Linked DNA regions of Homo sapiens: all the other regions are linked to region 2. Evidence: read pairs that join two places in POLR2A ChIA-PET (ENCODE). Cell type or tissue: OCI-LY7. All regions are shown on one strand. Links, peaks and the distances in the headings refer to the core of each region. The heading gives the core; the rest is flanking DNA.

The links. ChIA-PET counts read pairs that join two places held together with the same protein. Peaks named below come from ENCODE experiments on the same cell type or tissue, not always from the same donor. Only the 100,000 strongest peaks of a DNase experiment are listed, where the experiment ranks them.
Region 1: POLR2A ChIA-PET joins it to region 2 with 5 read pairs; 4 of 35 experiments call an interaction of 5 or more read pairs at or near these places.
Region 3: POLR2A ChIA-PET joins it to region 2 with 5 read pairs; 2 of 35 experiments call an interaction of 5 or more read pairs at or near these places.

The regions. Positions count from the first base shown.
Region 1 is chr12:98,506,603-98,511,101 of GRCh38, forward strand. No RefSeq gene overlaps it. Among named protein-coding and RNA genes, the nearest start is that of TRW-CCA4-1, 4.6 kb to the left of the region's middle. RefSeq lists an enhancer at 1,767-2,310. In OCI-LY7, for the core only: no CTCF peak of the experiment used is centred there; no DNase peak of the experiment used is centred there.
Region 2 is chr12:98,610,737-98,614,736 of GRCh38, forward strand. It overlaps a transcript of IKBIP not described here. Among named protein-coding and RNA genes, the nearest start is that of SNORA53, 13 kb to the left of the region's middle. RefSeq lists a silencer at 1-121 and an enhancer at 2,073-2,262. In OCI-LY7, for the core only: a CTCF peak has its summit at 2,109; DNase peaks (open chromatin) are centred at 2,145 and 2,435; H3K4me3 peaks cover 696 bases; H3K27ac peaks cover 1,177 bases.
Region 3 is chr12:98,675,642-98,683,441 of GRCh38, forward strand. APAF1 (apoptotic peptidase activating factor 1) reads left to right here. Exons shown (of 27, transcript NM_181861.2): 13 at 1,784-1,910; 14 at 4,636-4,761; 15 at 7,502-7,633. Among named protein-coding and RNA genes, the nearest start is that of APAF1, 34 kb to the left of the region's middle. RefSeq lists an enhancer at 2,586-3,157. In OCI-LY7, for the core only: no CTCF peak of the experiment used is centred there; no DNase peak of the experiment used is centred there.

The sequences.
Region 1 (4,499 bases), core at 500-4,499, 100 kb before region 2:
GCAGAGGTTGCAGTGAGCCGAGATCGCACCACTGCACTCTAGCCTAGGTGACAGAGCAAGACTCTCTTTTAAAAAAAAAAAAAAAAAGACATTATTAAGTAAAAATGAGGCCATTAGGGTGGGCCCTAATCCAGTCTGACTGGTGTCATATTTATAAGAGGAAATTTGGACACACAGACACCAAGGATGTGTGCACACAGGGGAAAGGCCATGTGAGGATACAGCAAGAGAGTAGCCATCTACAAGCCAAGGTCTAGGAAGAAGCCAACCCTGCTGGCCTCTTGATCTTAGACTTCTAGCCTCAAGATCTCTGAGAAAATAAATATCTGTTTACTTTTATTATGGTAGCCCTGGCAAACGAATACAGCTTCCGTCAAGAACTACTAGTTCTGCAGAATGGCTGGAGAGGTAAATAGGCGTCAGCATACAGGATCAGTGTGCCATTCCAACTAATTTAGATTTTATTCTGAGGGCAATGCAGAACTATAATTCATGACTAAGACAATCCAGCCAGCTTCACAAAGACTAAAAAATGGCCAAGAACTGTTCCTGGACCACCATCCTGGGAATAAGTTAGAAATGCAAATTTTCAGGCCTCACCTCAGACCTACAGTCTCAGAAAATTGGGTGTGGGGCACAGCAACAAACCTTCCAGCCGTTTTGATGCAAGCTAAAGTTTGAGGACCTCCGGCCTATAAAGCAAGGCAAGACTAGACGTCCTACTTACCCCACAGGTTAAAAGGATCAAATAAGATAAAATACATCAAAATGTTTTTGAAGCTGTTATACATGTCATTATTAATACTGTTATGGCTCTAAAACTGTCACTTCCCAGGTCCCAGATTCTTTCCCAAGGCTGGACATCTGTAGTTTTTTAGAATGCTCCATCTGATGACTTTCTATAACTTTGAAATGACTGCAAATCCAACACTTTTTAACTTAATCTTCTATACTCATGATATAGGGATGATATACGGAAAGAGTTTTATAGGAAAGGTGGAAACAAAGAGCTATCAAGAGCTATGAAGTGTCAGGATTTGAACTGAAACATGGACCTGTCTAGAAAAGACAGCTCTGTGGATTTGTTCTATTTCACTAAGAAATGTCTATTCATGTATTCTTGCAAGAGGACTTATCCACTACTATAGAATGCTCTGAGCATTTATTTCACCTGTTTAATAGCCTTGCTTTCTTTTCTGAGAGTATTTTAGTTACTTAAGTCCTGTGAAAGAAAAATCTCGGTGTTACTGGGGTCCCAATCCAGACCACAAGAGAGGGTTCTTGAACCTCACACAAGAAAGAATTCAAGGCGAGTCCATAAAATGAAAGCAAGTTTATTAGGTAAAGGAATAAAGAATGGCTACTCCATAGGCAGAGCAGCCCAGAGGGCTGCTGATTGCCCATTTTTGTGGTTATTTCTTCATTATATGCTAAACAAGGGGTGGATTATTCATGCCTCCCCTTTTTAGACCATATAGGGTAACCTCCTGACATTGCCATGGCATTTGTAAACTGTCATGGTGCTGGTGGGAGTGTAGCAGTGAGGACAACCAGAGGTCACTCTCATCGCCATCTTGGTTTTGGTGGGTTTTGGCAGGCTACTGCAACCTGTTTCACCAGCAAGGTCTTTATGACCTGTGTCTTTTTTTTTTTTTTTTTTTTTTTTTTTGAGACAGAGTCTCACTCTCGCCCAGGCTGGAGTGCAGTGGTGCAATCTCAGCTCACTGCAACCTCCACCTCCCAGGTTCAAGCAATTCTTCTGCCTCAGCCTCCTGAGTAGCTGGGACTACAGGCACGCGCCACCACGCCCAGCTAATTTTTGTATTTTTAGTAGAGACAGGGTTTCACCATGTTGGTCAGGCTGGTCTCGAACTCCTGACCTCGTGATCCACCTGCCTTGGCCTCCCAAAGTGCTGGGATTACAGGCGTGAGCCACCGTGCCCGGCCTATGACCTGTATCTTCTGCCGACCTCCTATCTCGTCTTGTGACTTAAAATGCCTTAACTGTCTGGGAATGCAGCCCAGTAGGTCTTTTCTTTTTTTTTTTTTTTTTTTTTTGAGACGGAGTTTTGCTCGTTGTCCAGGCTGGACTGCAATGGCGCGATCTTGGCTCACTACAACCTCCGCCTCCCGGGTTCAAGCGATTCTTCTGCCTCAGCCTCCTGAGTAGCTGGGATTACAGGCATGTGCCACCACGCCCAGCTAATTTTGTATTTTTAGTAGAGACAGGGTTTCTCCATGTTGATCAGGCTGGTCTCAAACTCCCGACCTCAGGTGATCCACCCACCTTGGCCTCCCAAAGTGCTGGGATTACAGGCATGGGCCACCGTGCACGGCCTTACCCACCCTTTTTTCAACATGGAGGTGCTGTGATTCAAACCCCTCTAACATCAGGACCCCAAAAATGACTAAGCCAAAGGGAAAGTCAAGCTGGGAACTGCTTAGGGCAAACCTGCCTCCCATTCTACTCCTAAAAAAAAAGATAGCTACTAAGATAAAAAAGCTATATATACCTCCCTCACAATTTGACCACAAAGAAATTCCTTGTGGACAAAGGACAGATAGAGATTTAAAAAGTCATCCCTCTGCTCATATGAGATAAATGCATATCTGATTGCCCTTTTGTTTCCCTAAGCCAGACTAACATAAGTGACTATTCCTGTAAATAGTGTATTCAGTGAAAGGCTAATCAGCAACTCAAAAGAATGCAACCATTGGTCTTTTATCTACCTATGACCTGGAACACCCCGGAGCCCCCCAACCCCCACTTGTATTAATAGCTGTCCCGCCTTTCTGGATGGGACCATTGTACATCTTAAACATATTGATTGATGTCTCATGTCTCCCTAAAATGTATAAAACCAAGCTGTGCCACACAACCTTGGGCACATGTCGTCAGGACCTCCTGAGGCTGTGTCATGGGTGTGTCCTTAACCTTGGCAAAATAAACTTTCTAAATTGATTGAGACCTGTCTCCGATTCTCTTGGTTTACAGAGCGATGTATTCTGGACGAACTAATAAAATTGAGCTTTTGGACACGCAGAATTGAAATGCAGACCTGAATTCTGATAAGCCAAATGGTTCTCCAACTTAGCACTCTCACTTAAAAAGAAAAATATGGTTTTAAAATCATATGTGTTCATTGTGGAAATCTAGGGAAATACAGACATATAAATAAAAAGAAAATAAGAATCACCTGTGCCTCACTATCCAAGAGAAAGTACTCCACTTTGATGTATATTATTTTTTTTCTTTTCTTTTCTTTTTTTTTTTTTTTTTTTTGCCTCCCCAATAGCTGGGAGTACAGGAGCACACCAGCATGCCAGCTAATTTTTTTTTTTTCTTTTTTTTTGAGACTGAGTTCCGCTCTTGCCCAGGCTGGAGTGCAATGGCGAGATCTTGGCTCACTGCAACCTCCGCCTCCCAGGTTCAGGTGATTCTTCTGCCTCAGCCTCCCAAGTAGCTGGGGATTACAGGTGCCCACCACCACACCTGGATAATTACTGTATTTTTAGTAGAGACAGGGTTTCGCCACGTTGGCCAGGCTGGTCTTGAACCCCTGACCTTGGGTGATCCGCCCGCCTCGGCCTCCCAAAGTGCTGGGATTACAGACGTGAGCCACCGTGCCCGGCCCCACCTAATTTTTGGTTATTTTTAGTAGAGACTGGGGTCTCCCTATGTTGCCCAGGCTGGTCTCAAACTCCTGAGCTCAAGGGATCCTCCCACCTCAGCCTTCCAAAGTACTGGGATTATAGGTGACAGCCACCAAGCCAGCCTCATATTCTTAAATGTCAAAACATGATTTTTTACTACTGTGCATTATTTTGTCATATGGATATATCATAAACAACCAATTCCTTACTATTGGAGATAGAGATTTTTTATTTTTTTCACCATTATAAATGAAGCAATAAATACCTTTATAAATGAATTCCACATTTGATTTTATCTTTAGAATAAATTATCAGAAATGGCTTAAGGGAGCTAAACTTTTTTTTTTTTTGAGAGACCGAGTCTCGTTCTGTTGCCCAGGCTGGAGTGCAATGGTGCCATCTCAGCTCACTGCAACCTCCGCCTCCCGGGTTCAAGGGATTCTCCCACCTCAGCCTCCCAAGTAGCTGGGATTACAGGCGCATGCCACCAGGCACGGCTAACTTTTGTATTTTCAGTAGAGAGGGGCTTCCACCATGTTGGTCAGGCTGGTCTCGAACTCCTGATGTGATCTGCCCGCCTTGGCCTCCCCAAGTGCTGGGATTACCGGTGTGAGCCACCGCTCCTGGCCCCTCTTATTATTTTTTTTTAAGATGGAGTCTTGATCGGTCGCCCAGGCTGGAGTGCAGTGGCACGATCTCGGCTCACTGCAACCTCTGCCTCCCGGGTTCAAGCGATTCTCCTACCTCAGCCTCCCTAGTAGCTGAGATTACAGGCGCCCACCACAAGGCCCAGCTAATTTTTTAATTTCTTGGCCAGGCTGAGCTCGAACTCATGACTTCAAGTG
Region 2 (4,000 bases), core at 1-4,000:
GTGGTGAATTCATGTAGTCCTAGCTACTCAGGAGGCTGAGTGGGAGGATTGCTTGAGGTCAGGAGACAAGAGGCTGCAGTGAGGCATGATCATGCCACTGCACTCCAGCTTGGGCAACAAAATAAGACCCTGTCTCAAAACAACAACAACAACAACAACAACAACAACAACAAACACACAGAATTCATAAACTCTTATTTTTGAGGTGACCAGCTCTGTGGATCTGGATATCCTTCACGCTAGGCATTTGAAACTGGGGCTAATGCTGTGTGGGTTTACTTTAGGTTATTATAGTGTACTTAAAAACATATATTGATGAGAGATTACACATATAAACACAAATATTTCAAGTGTATACTGTAATGCCAGAACTCTGGGAGGCCAAAGCAGAAGAATCACTTGAACCCAGGAGTTCAAGACCAGCCTGGGCAGCATAGGGAGATTCCATCTCTACCAAAAAAAAGAAAAAAAAAGAAAAAAAGAAAAAAGAAATTAGCCAGGCATGGTGGCTTGAGACTGTAGTCCCAGCTACTCAGGAAGCTGAGGTGGAAGGATCATTTGAGTCCAGGAGGTCAAGGCTGCTGTGAGCCATGATCACACCACCGCACTCCAGCCTGGGTGAAAAAGTGAGAACCTGTCTCAAAAATAAAAATAAATAAAAATTTAAAAAGTGTACCCTTTGATGAGTTTTGACATATATCTATCACAATGAAGATAATAAACATCCTTCACTCCTTTTCCTTGTGGCTCTTTGTAATCTATACCTGTCTCCATCTCTATCTACAGTTGTGATGGATAATTTTGTTTCAAGCTGCCTGGGCTAAGGGATGCCCAGATAGCTGGTAAAACATTATTTCTGGGTGTGTCTGTGACAGTGTTTCCAGAAGAGCTTAGCATTTGACTTGGTAGACTGCATAAAGAAGATCACTTTCGTTAATGTGGGTGAGCATCATCCCATCCATTGAGGGCCTGGATAGAAAAAAGGCAGAAGGGTGAATCTGCTACTCTTTGAACTGGGACATCTATCTTCTCCTGCCCTCAGACATCAGTGTTCCTGGTTTTGGGCCTTTGGTCTTTCACGAGGGCTTAGGCCATCACTTCCTTTGGTTGTCAGGCCTTCAGACTCACTCTGAATTAAACCACTGGCTTTCCTAGTTTTCCAGTTTGCAGATGAAAGATTGTGTGATTCTTGGCCTCCATAATCATGTGAGCCAATTCCTAGAATCTATCTATCTATCTATCTATCTATCTATCTATCTAATCTATCCACCCATCCATCCACCACCCACCTACCTACCTACCTACCTACCTATCAATCATCTGTCTATCCATCCATCCTATTGGCTCTGTTTCTCTGGAGAATCCTAATGCAACAGGCAACCACTGATCTACTTTCTGTCACTTTAGATTATTTTGCATTTTCTAAAGTTTTATGTAATTGGAATTGATAAAACTTTTGCCAATGCTGTTAGAGCTCCCCCCTCCCCTTTTTTTTTTTCCCCCTGAGATGTAGTCTTGCTTTGTCTCCCAGTCTCCCAGGCTGGAGTGCAATGGTGGGATGTCTGATCACTGCAACCTTTGCCTCCTGGGTTCAAGCGATTCTCCTGCCTCAACTTCCCGAGTAGCTGGGATTACAGGTGCCCACTACCTTGCCCGGCTAATTTTTGTATTTTTAATAGAGACGTGGTTTCACCATGTTGGCCAGGCTGGTCTCAAACTCCTGACCTCAGGTGTTACACCCGCCTCGGCCTCCCAAAATGCCGGGATTACAGGCGTGAGCCACGGCGCCCAGATTTAGGGCCTCCTCTTCTAGTTGCTTTGGCTACTTCTGGTCACATCCTCATCAGACGAGTTGTGTTGCTTTGAGGCAGAGTCTGTCTGAGGCTTGGCAAGCCCCCTTCAATCTACACCCTCCCCCACAACCCTTGCTCTAGAAGCCACTTTCCAGCCCCTTTTATTAAGTAACCTACTTGCTATGGCCTGAATGTGTCTCCCCAAAATTCATACGTTGAAATCCAATGTGAGACATTTGGGAGGTGATTAGGTCATAAGGTAGGAGTCTTCATGGACAGGATTAGTGCCCCTATAAAAGAGGCCCCAGATTGCTGCTTGCTCCTTCCACCACGTGAGGACACAGCTAGAAGGTGCTATGAACCAGGAAGTGGGCCCACACTAGACACTGAATCTGCCAGTACCTTGATCTCAGACTTTCCAGCCTCTAGAACAGTGAGAAATAAATTTGTTAGTTACAGGCTACCTAAAGTTCTTGCTATACTATTATACACCAGCCCAAATAGACCGAGACACTACTGTTCCTTTCCCTGTTTCCTAAAGCCATGAAGGACCCAGATAGGCTTTTATTTTTTTTCCCCTGCAGCTCACTGTGACCTTTCTAGTTTCTCTTCCTCTAACTGGATAATGAATGCCGCAGCCCTGTCCCCTGAGGGGTCCCTTCAGTTAGGTCCCTAAACACACATGCTGGGCTCCCTGGCAGCCAGAGAGGGCAAGTGGGGATTCAGATCCTGCCCCTTCGAGATCTCCCCATGCTAACTAGCACATTCTGCTTCTCCTATGTGTGTGTGTGTGTGTGTGTGTGTGTGTGTGTGTGGGTAACAACATGTATGTCAGAAGGATGGATAAAGTTCTTGCTATGTAAAGTTGCAAAAATAGGTTTTAGCATATTTATTTTGGAAAATCAACCTGTTTTAAAGTTTTATTTTTACTGTACAAAATAGGATTAAATATAAAATGACTTTTGCTCCAAAATATCATTATTTTTGATTTACCAGTCTTCTCATGAGAGGTCCCATTAAAAAAATTACCTTAGTCTAATCTCAATAATGTCAAACTAATTCATATCTGAAATGTGTGCTATTTCATCTTTAATATCCTTAATCTCAGCTTGGACTATTGTTAAATTAGATATTTTTTCACTTAAGAAAGCAATTTCTTTCTCTCTTTGTAGTAAGTCGGTAACCAATCTCCCAATGCGTAGTGTTAAATCATTTACTAATGGTTCTAAACGGGAAAAGTCCTTCTTTAGATTATACACCTTTGGTTTTAGATCATTTGCAAAAGTCACTGTCTTCAGAACTTTGGCTCTGTCACCTTCTAAGCTTAGAAATCTATCTGTATGTTTGTCGAAGTCACTCTTTAGTTCGGTTAGCGTCTTCTTAACAGAGTTAATTCTTTGTGAATTTTCAGATGCTGTCTTTCGGAGCGTTGCTGTTCGATCAATACTGCTTGAAAGAAGATCACCTATATTTTTTACTGTATTTTTTTCTACTTTCTCTATTTTATTTTCTAGTTCTTGCACAGAATCTGTCAATGATATTACATCAGTTACTAAACCTGAAATCCGTCGTATATCTGTTTTTACACTTGTAATCTTGAGACCAACATCTTTTGCCATGGAAGTTGTACTTTGGTCTACTTTTGTAATGTCTTGAGAAAGCGTCGTCAGACTGTTGTTCAGTATATCCTGTTTTTCAGTTATCCTATTGGACCAAGTTTTTACCTCATTAATTTCTTCCTGTAGACGCTTTAGATGAGCAATTATTTGAAAAGACTTCAATTGTTCCATGATAGCTTCAGATTTCTGCCACTATAAGAAAATATAATATCACAATGATTAAATGTATTAGAAGCTTACCATTTAAAATTCATCTTAAATTTTATATTTCTTTTTAATTTTAATTTTTTTTTTGAGACAGAGGCTTGTTCTGTTACCCAGGATGGAGTGCAGTGGCACGATCTTGGCTCACTGAAACCTCCACCTCCTGGGTTCCAGCGATTTTCCTGACTCAGCCTCCCAAGTAGCTGGGATTACAGGCACCCGCCCCCACCTCAGCTAACTTTTTTTGTATTTTTAGTAGAGACGGGTCTTCACCATGTTGGACAGGCTGGTCTCGATCTCCTGACCTCTGGTTATCTGCCCACCTCGGCCTCCTAAATCCATGCCTGGGATTACAGGCGTGAGCCACCACGCCCTGCCTTATGT
Region 3 (7,800 bases), core at 1,787-5,786, 67 kb after region 2:
TAGATGATTTAGGGTATACAGGAGGATGTGGTGGGTTACATGCAAATCCTATACCATTTTATGTAAGAGACTTGAGCATCCATGGATTTTGGTATCTGTAGTGGGTCCTAGAACCAATCCCTCATCAATACTGAGGAACAACTGTACTTGTTTGTTTTATCACTTCTACTAAAGTGTAATACTTTGTAGGCAGGATCTAAATATGATTTACCTTTGTGTTCACTTTTATCACTTGATCTGTCTTGTGTGTGGTTAAGTTTTTTGAAGAATGATAGTAGTGGCACCTTTATGTGTCGGGTGCTGTTTAGAATAGATACCATTACTTCCATTTGACATATGAAGAAATAAAAACTTGTTAGGTTAAGTAATTTGCTCATTTACACACCTAATAAGTATTAGAAATGAGGTTAGGTTTGTCTGACTGCCAACCCTTGATTTCTAAAATAAGCACAATACTATTTGACATATTTACTTGTACTCAAAGTGACAGGGATGTAACGTATATGAAATTCTGTCACTGCACTAATAGTTTTTTCTGGTTTAAGTATACATTACATTCCTTTACACCTTATTATTTATTTATTTATTTAGAAACAGACCCTCAGTCACCCAGGCTGGAGTGCAGTGGTATGATCTTGGCTCACTGCAACCTCCACCTCCAGGGTTCAAGCGATTCTCATGCCTCAGCCTCCCGAGTAGCTAGGATTACAGGTGTGTGCCACCATGCCTGCTAATTTTTGTATTTTTAGTAGAGATGGGGTTTCACCATGTTGGCCAAGCTCATCTCGAACTCCTGACCTCAAGTGATCTGCCCGCCTCGTCCTCCCAAAGTCCTGGGATTACAGGTGTGAACCACCATGCCTGGCCCCTTTATACTTTAGATACTATGAGCAGTAATATAATATCTATACTGGTGGAATAGTTGATATTCATTAGATTGAGATACAAAGAATATGATGTTGCTTTATCTTTTTGGTATGTCTGAATAATTGTAGTTTGAGAGAAGCAGTTTTTTTTTTTTTTGAAATGGAGTCTTGCTCTGTCGCCCAGGCTGGAGTGCAGTGGCGCGATCTTGGCTCACTGCAACCTCCATCTCCCAGGTTCAAGCGATTCTCCTGCCTCAGCCTCCCAAGTAGCTGGGATTACAGGCACGTGCCACCACACCCAGCTAATTTTTATCTTTAGTAGAGACGGTGTTTCGCCATGTTGGCCAGGCTGGTCTTGAACTCCTGACCTCAGGTGATCCACCCACCTTGGCCTCCCAAAGTGCTAGGATTACAGGCATGAGCCACTGCGCCTGGCTGAGAAGAGCAGCTTTAAAGTACATCATAATAATGGTGGGTGTTTCCTTCAGTTAGGAAATGAGCATTTTGCTATGATTTTTATTTTAAAAAAGAGATGGAGAATTTTTGAAGGTATCCTTATATAATGATTTATCTGCACATGTATCATTATTAATGTATCAAAGGAAAATGGAAAGTGACATGTTGATTAACTAGATTTGATTAATTTGATTAATTAGATTTCTTCCAACTCAGTGACATTTGTAACACGTGACAGGTTGCTTGATAAAGGGTAACATTTCTCTTACAAATGCTACTTTTGTTATTTTTTTTCTTTTGGTGATCTGTGCTGTCATTTGCATGTTAGTAATCTGATTTTAAGAATTTTGTATTTTGGGGAACATAACCATGTTAAAAGACAGTTTATTTTAGTACTGAAAGAAAATAGTTACTTTTACTCTCATTTATTTAATTTCTGTTCATTTTTTCCCTGTATTTAGAAACAAAAAAAACATCACGAATCTTTCCCGCTTAGTTGTCCGCCCCCACACAGATGCTGTTTACCATGCCTGCTTTTCTGAGGATGGTCAGAGAATAGCTTCTTGTGGAGCTGATAAAACCTTACAGGTAAAACACATCTCTTGAGAAAAATGCAAAGAGGCATGTATCCAGTTTTGTGCAGATCAGAATATGTTTAAATCCTAAAATTCAAGAAAATTGCAACTTAGAAATAACAGAGGAATCCAGCTCTCTTGAACATTTTATTAAAGGTTTCTCTAGAGATTTAAAAGATACAGTTACATGTTTTCCTAATTCTAAACTTACAGGTGGTAAGGAAGTGCCCTTTACCCTGCCAGTCAGTTCCCAGCCATCCATTTGTCAGCTAAGGGTAGTGAGGAAATAATTGTTAGAAGACGTAGGGCTTCATAGCACAGGGAATAGGGCTGTGATTAAAAAACAGTGATTAGGAAAATACCTATTTTATCAAAGTCTTAGGCATAGGTTTTTTTCTTGTAAATAGGAACTGGACTAGACTATTTCCTAAGTTGTTTTAAAGAATTTCCTTTAAGATTCCCTTTGTTTTCAGAAAATATTAATGAGTACTTTTCTTTATGTTTGTGTTCTGCCTTTTGATTTTGCAGAGAACATGATGAAATTAGTTAAAACTTGTATTTAGGATACTTTTAGTCTTTGCAAGATTATGACTCCATAGCTTATGTCTATATGTGTACTTTATTACTAATTTTATTAATCTTGGCTTTTGAGTTCCAGAGAGAATGCATATTAAATGAAATGTTTTATTTGATTGTTAAGAATTTGCCAAAATAGTCTCAAGAGCTGAAGCTGTGCTCTGACACTTCTTTTTGATGGCAGCGGCGGGCTGCCTGGAGTGGCTGCTGCCATCATGCTGGCTGCAGCAGGGAGGCGCAGCTGGGGCTGCATGCTCTGTGGAGCTGGCGGTAGCTGGGGACAAGCAGGAACCCTACCCCTTCTGAATTGGGGCAGGAGCTCCTGGTTCCTGCTGTAGCCGCCCAAGCCACAGCTGTGGACCTGGGAACCCGCTCCATGGAGCAGGCCAGAGCCCTGCCCTCCTGGGTGTAGCTGTAGCCGCCCAAACCACAGCTGCAGGCTCGGGCCTCCGGCTCCACAGAGCAGGCAGGACCCCTTCCCCCTGGTGCAGCTGTAGCTGCCCAAGCGGTGGCTGCAGACTCAGGCATCCCTGTACTCTTGGGGGACCTGGAAGGACCCCCTGCCCTTGTAGGCTTGGAAGTGCCTGCTCCCGCTGCCTGACTTCTCCCTACTGTTGGCACCCACTCTGATCTTAGAGCAAAGCTGGGGCTGAGCCTGGGTGCTGTTGCAGCCCGGCCAGATGTGCACATGCTTGGGGCAGTGCTGACATGCCAGCCCCCTGCCGCCTCGGCCCCCTCCGGACTTTGGGTGCTGATGAGCATAGGAGGGAAGCCAAGGGGGTGCTGAGGGCAGTTTGATACTGGCCTGCAGGCTCCCCTTGGCACCTACAGCCTGGGTGCCATTCATGGCAGCAGGAGGCAGACAGGTTCCTGGGTGGAAGGGGGCGGGTCACCAATGAGGCCCCACCTTCAGGCCACAAAGGGCCTGAAGACTGGGGGCTGGGCTGCTGGTGTGGACTGAATGGACTGGAGTGGGAACTTATAGTGCCTTTTCCAGGCTTGCCCATGTCTGCCCATGGACCAGTTGGCATGTACTTCCTCCCTTCTGAAGCCCATAAAAGCCTCGGGCTTAGCCAGTGCTGAGCAGACACTGGGACAACCAGCTGCAGAGAGGAGCAACCCACTCTAGTGCCCCCTCTTTGCTGAGAGCTGTGCAGATGACAGGAGGACCAGCTGCAGAGAGGAGCTACCCTCTCTGCTGATAGCTGAACACTTGTCAGGAGGACTTGCCTAGCAGAGAGGAGCTACCCTCTCCTGAGCTGTGGAAAGGAGCTGCCCCCCGCAGGTTTATTGAGCTATTTTATCGCTCAATAAAGCTCCTGTTTGTCTTGCTCACCTTCCACCTGTCAGCGTACCACATTCTTCCTGGTTGTAGGACAAGAACTTGGGATCCCACTGAATGGTGAGGCTAAAAGAGCTGTAACACAAACAGGGCTGAGACATGCCCCTTGCTTGCCGCATTGCAAGTGAAGATAAGTAAAGAAAAGCTGCGGCCCTTCGGGGAGCCCAGACTTGGGAGCTCCCCAAGCTAGGGCTGTGACTCCCTCTTTGGGGCCCCGCGGTTCCTGGCATCTCCAAGCTTCTGGGCACCACCGTGTTCCCCGGTGCCAGCGTGTAAGCTGCTTGTGGTGTGCCTGGTCCAGCCACAGCCTCACAGAGAGCCAGAGCCCATGCTGGCACCTGGAGCTGCCTGCCCCGCTGCAGCAGTCAGCACGTCTGTGCGCAGTGGCTGGACCCCACGCTCACTCACACACGCCTCGCTGTTCCACGCCTGACTCGCCCTTGGCAGGCTTGGGACCCAGGCTGGTAGTGTGAGCTGAATGCAGCCTGTCAGGCCAAGTGGGTGAAACAAGACCAGTGGGCCCAAGCAAAACTTGGGCAAAGGCGCCACCGGCCACAGAAGTTTCTGGCCAGAAAATCAACACCCCAAAGATCCTGTAACATTTTCATTGATATTTACAAACATGTAACAGTGAATAGTTCTCTAGTTATGTGAAGGCATACACATTCTGACAGAAATTCTGATTTTGGGAGTAGCTTTGCCAAGGTTCCTTTCTGTTTTGCAAAATGACAATGATTAAACTCACTTAAAGATTTTTATTGAATGATGACCAGTAGTTAAGCAGTTTATTATAAAAAATATTTTATTGTTACTTGTGCAGGTGTTCAAAGCTGAAACAGGAGAGAAACTTCTAGAAATCAAGGCTCATGAGGATGAAGTGCTTTGTTGTGCATTCTCTACAGATGACAGATTTATAGCAACCTGCTCAGTGGATAAAAAAGTGAAGGTAGGAAAATCTTTTCCTCTTGAGTTGTAATCACAACAGAATTCATTTTATTTTTCCATGATCATGAGACCAGAGTAAGTAGAGTTAAAGGACTCTCACCTGTTGATCTACTAACCTGATTCATTGTAAATTAACACTATCTGAAAATTCTTTACTTTTTTTTAAAGAGACAGGATTTTGCTCTGTGACCCAGGCTGGAGGGCAGTGGCATGATCATAGCTCACTGTAAACTCCAATTCCTGGGCTCAAGTGATCCTCCTGCCACAGCCTTCCAAAGTGTTAGGATTATAGGTATGAGCCACTGTGCGTGGCCTGAAAATTCTTTATTTTTAAACACCAGCAAAAATGCCTAGGTTGATCACCTCAGGATTAAACAAGCAGTGGGGAAAAGCAATGACAAATTAGTGAGTTTGTCTTCCATTAATAGACAAGTCCATGGGTTAAATATCAGTTGAAATCTTTGAGTGCATTGTGATTAGGAGTGTTGCTGCACAAACTTGGGGATTCCTGTTGTAAGATACAATTTTAAAATGCAACCCCAATTTTTTTAATTTGCTTATGAACTGGCTTATATATTCAGTGGAAAACCAGGTGGATGAACAAACTAATAATTACGTTACTGGTCTAAAAACATAAATAGAGAAAAGTAAACAGAGTAATTTTTACTTATTTATTTTGAGGCAGAGTCTTGCTCTGACACCCAGACTGGAGTGCAGTGGTACAATCTCGGCTCACTGCAATCTCTGCCTCCAGGATTCAATTGATTCTTATGCCTCAGCCTCTTGAGTAGCTGAGATCACAGGTGTGCACCACCATGCCCAGCTAATTTTTGTAGTTTTGGTAGAGACAGAGTTTTGCCATGTTGGTCAGGCTGGTATTGAACTTCTGGCCTCAAGTGATCCGCCTGCCTTTGACTCCCAAAGTGCTGAGATTATAGGCATGAGCCACTGTGCCCCGCCAGAGAGTAATTTTTATTTTTGTTAAGTATTCTCTTGTTCCTAAATTTGGCTTCTACCAGGAGCATTTATACTAATATAGAATTCAAGAGAAACTGAAGGCTTGTGGGGGTTATCACTGATATATGGAAGACAGACCTTACTTTAACCCTTTTTCAAAGGGGTTAAATCTGGAGTACTGGATGTAGCTAGGTGGAGTGGGCAAGAAATTTGCCTTGGGTGTTTTCCTGAAGTTTTCACCTACTGGAAGAGGGCTATGGAATGTCCAGACTAAATTTGAGACCTTGGAAAAATCTACCTCTTGATAGATTGGACTCGTGGCTTAACCAACAGTTAATTCACTCTGTAGTGTCTACTCTGACTCTGAGTCAGACTTGGAGGTGGCCACTGAGGGCAGTTCTAAAGTCAGAGCTACATGGAGTAAAAGGAAATAATAATGAGTTTCTGTTTTCTAAGCCAGAGGTAGAAATACCTATTAAAGAACTTTAAAATAAGATAAACTCTCTGGACCTCTGGGGATTCTAATCAGTGCTTTGATAACATACAAAGGAAATGCCAAAGGACATTAGTACCTCTAAAAAGTCAAAATCCCAGTGAAGGTTCATTAGGTAATTTATTTCTTTTGTTTGTTGTTATATGGCATAGACTGCTTAGTTGTCTTACATAGTAACTAGAATGATGATTAATTTTTTTGTTTTTTTTTTTTTTTTTTTGAGACGGAGTCTCGCTCTTTCGCCCAGGTTGAACTGCAGTGGCGCTATCTCGGCTCACTGCAAGCTCCGACTCCCGGGTTCATGCCATTCTCCTGCCTCAGCCTCCCGAGTAGCTGGGACTACAGGCGGCCGCCACCGCGCCTGGCTAATTTTTTGTATTTTTAGTAGAGACGGGGTTTCACCATGTTAGCCAGGATGGTGTTGATCTCCTGACCTCGTGATCTGCCCGCCTCGGCCTCCCAAAGTGCTGGGATTACAGGCGTGAGCCACCGCGCCCGGCCTGATGATTACTTTTTACTGAAAACTGAACACTATAAGAGGCTATAAATACTACACACTTTGTCATATTACATTATCAATTTCCTGCTACAGCTTGCAGGGTTAAGTGTCGATCCCGTTTACAGAAGAGGACGCAGATTCAGAGATGAAGTCTCTTGCTCAAGCTTACATTAAACTGGGAACAGTAATAGGGTTGAAAGCTGGGTTTCTCTCAGACTATAAAACCTTTATTTTTTTTAACTAAGCAATCTGCCTTTACTTATTTATATGGTACCTTGAAGTCCATAGAACACTTGTCATGTTCATTATCTCATTTGATATCTTAAATTGTGTGGGAGAGGTATAGATATCCCCATTTTACAGAAGAGGGAACTGAGATGCAGGTAAGTTAGGGATTTGTGACACACAAGTCATAAGTGGTAGAGCCAGCTCTTGGGCTCAACCCTTCTGACCAGAAATCTATTATGCTAACCTCTTTAAAGCACTTCTCTGCCTGCTTTCATTCATATAAACATGTGAAATCTTGCCCTTAAGAAATGTCATGTGTTCATGACACTCTAGTTATGCTATAGGTACATATATGTATATTTGCAAATAATTTTTTTTAAACATTAAGGCAAAATATTGCCATATTTTAGAAAGGGGAGAGGTTTCATTAGCATCTTGTCCAACTAGGAAAATCTGCTATGACAGGATAAGATAGCATTTGCAAAGCAATGGACATTGCTTTGCCCCTCTGTTCTCCCTTTGAAAATAATGGATATTTGTAAATTTTTTCTCTTTTCTCTTTAGATTTGGAATTCTATGACTGGGGAACTAGTACACACCTATGATGAGCACTCAGAGCAAGTCAATTGCTGCCATTTCACCAACAGTAGTCATCATCTTCTCTTAGCCACTGGGTCAAGTGACTGCTTCCTCAAAGTAAGTGTGGATATTGAGAATTAGGTAGATAAATTTGATTCGTACATCAGAGTATCTCCTTTGATTTTCTTATGTATACTACTATTAGGACTTTCTGGTCACAATGATAGAAACTACAATAATATATTAGCTGAAGCAAAAAAAAAATAGCTTAAAAATATTTTATT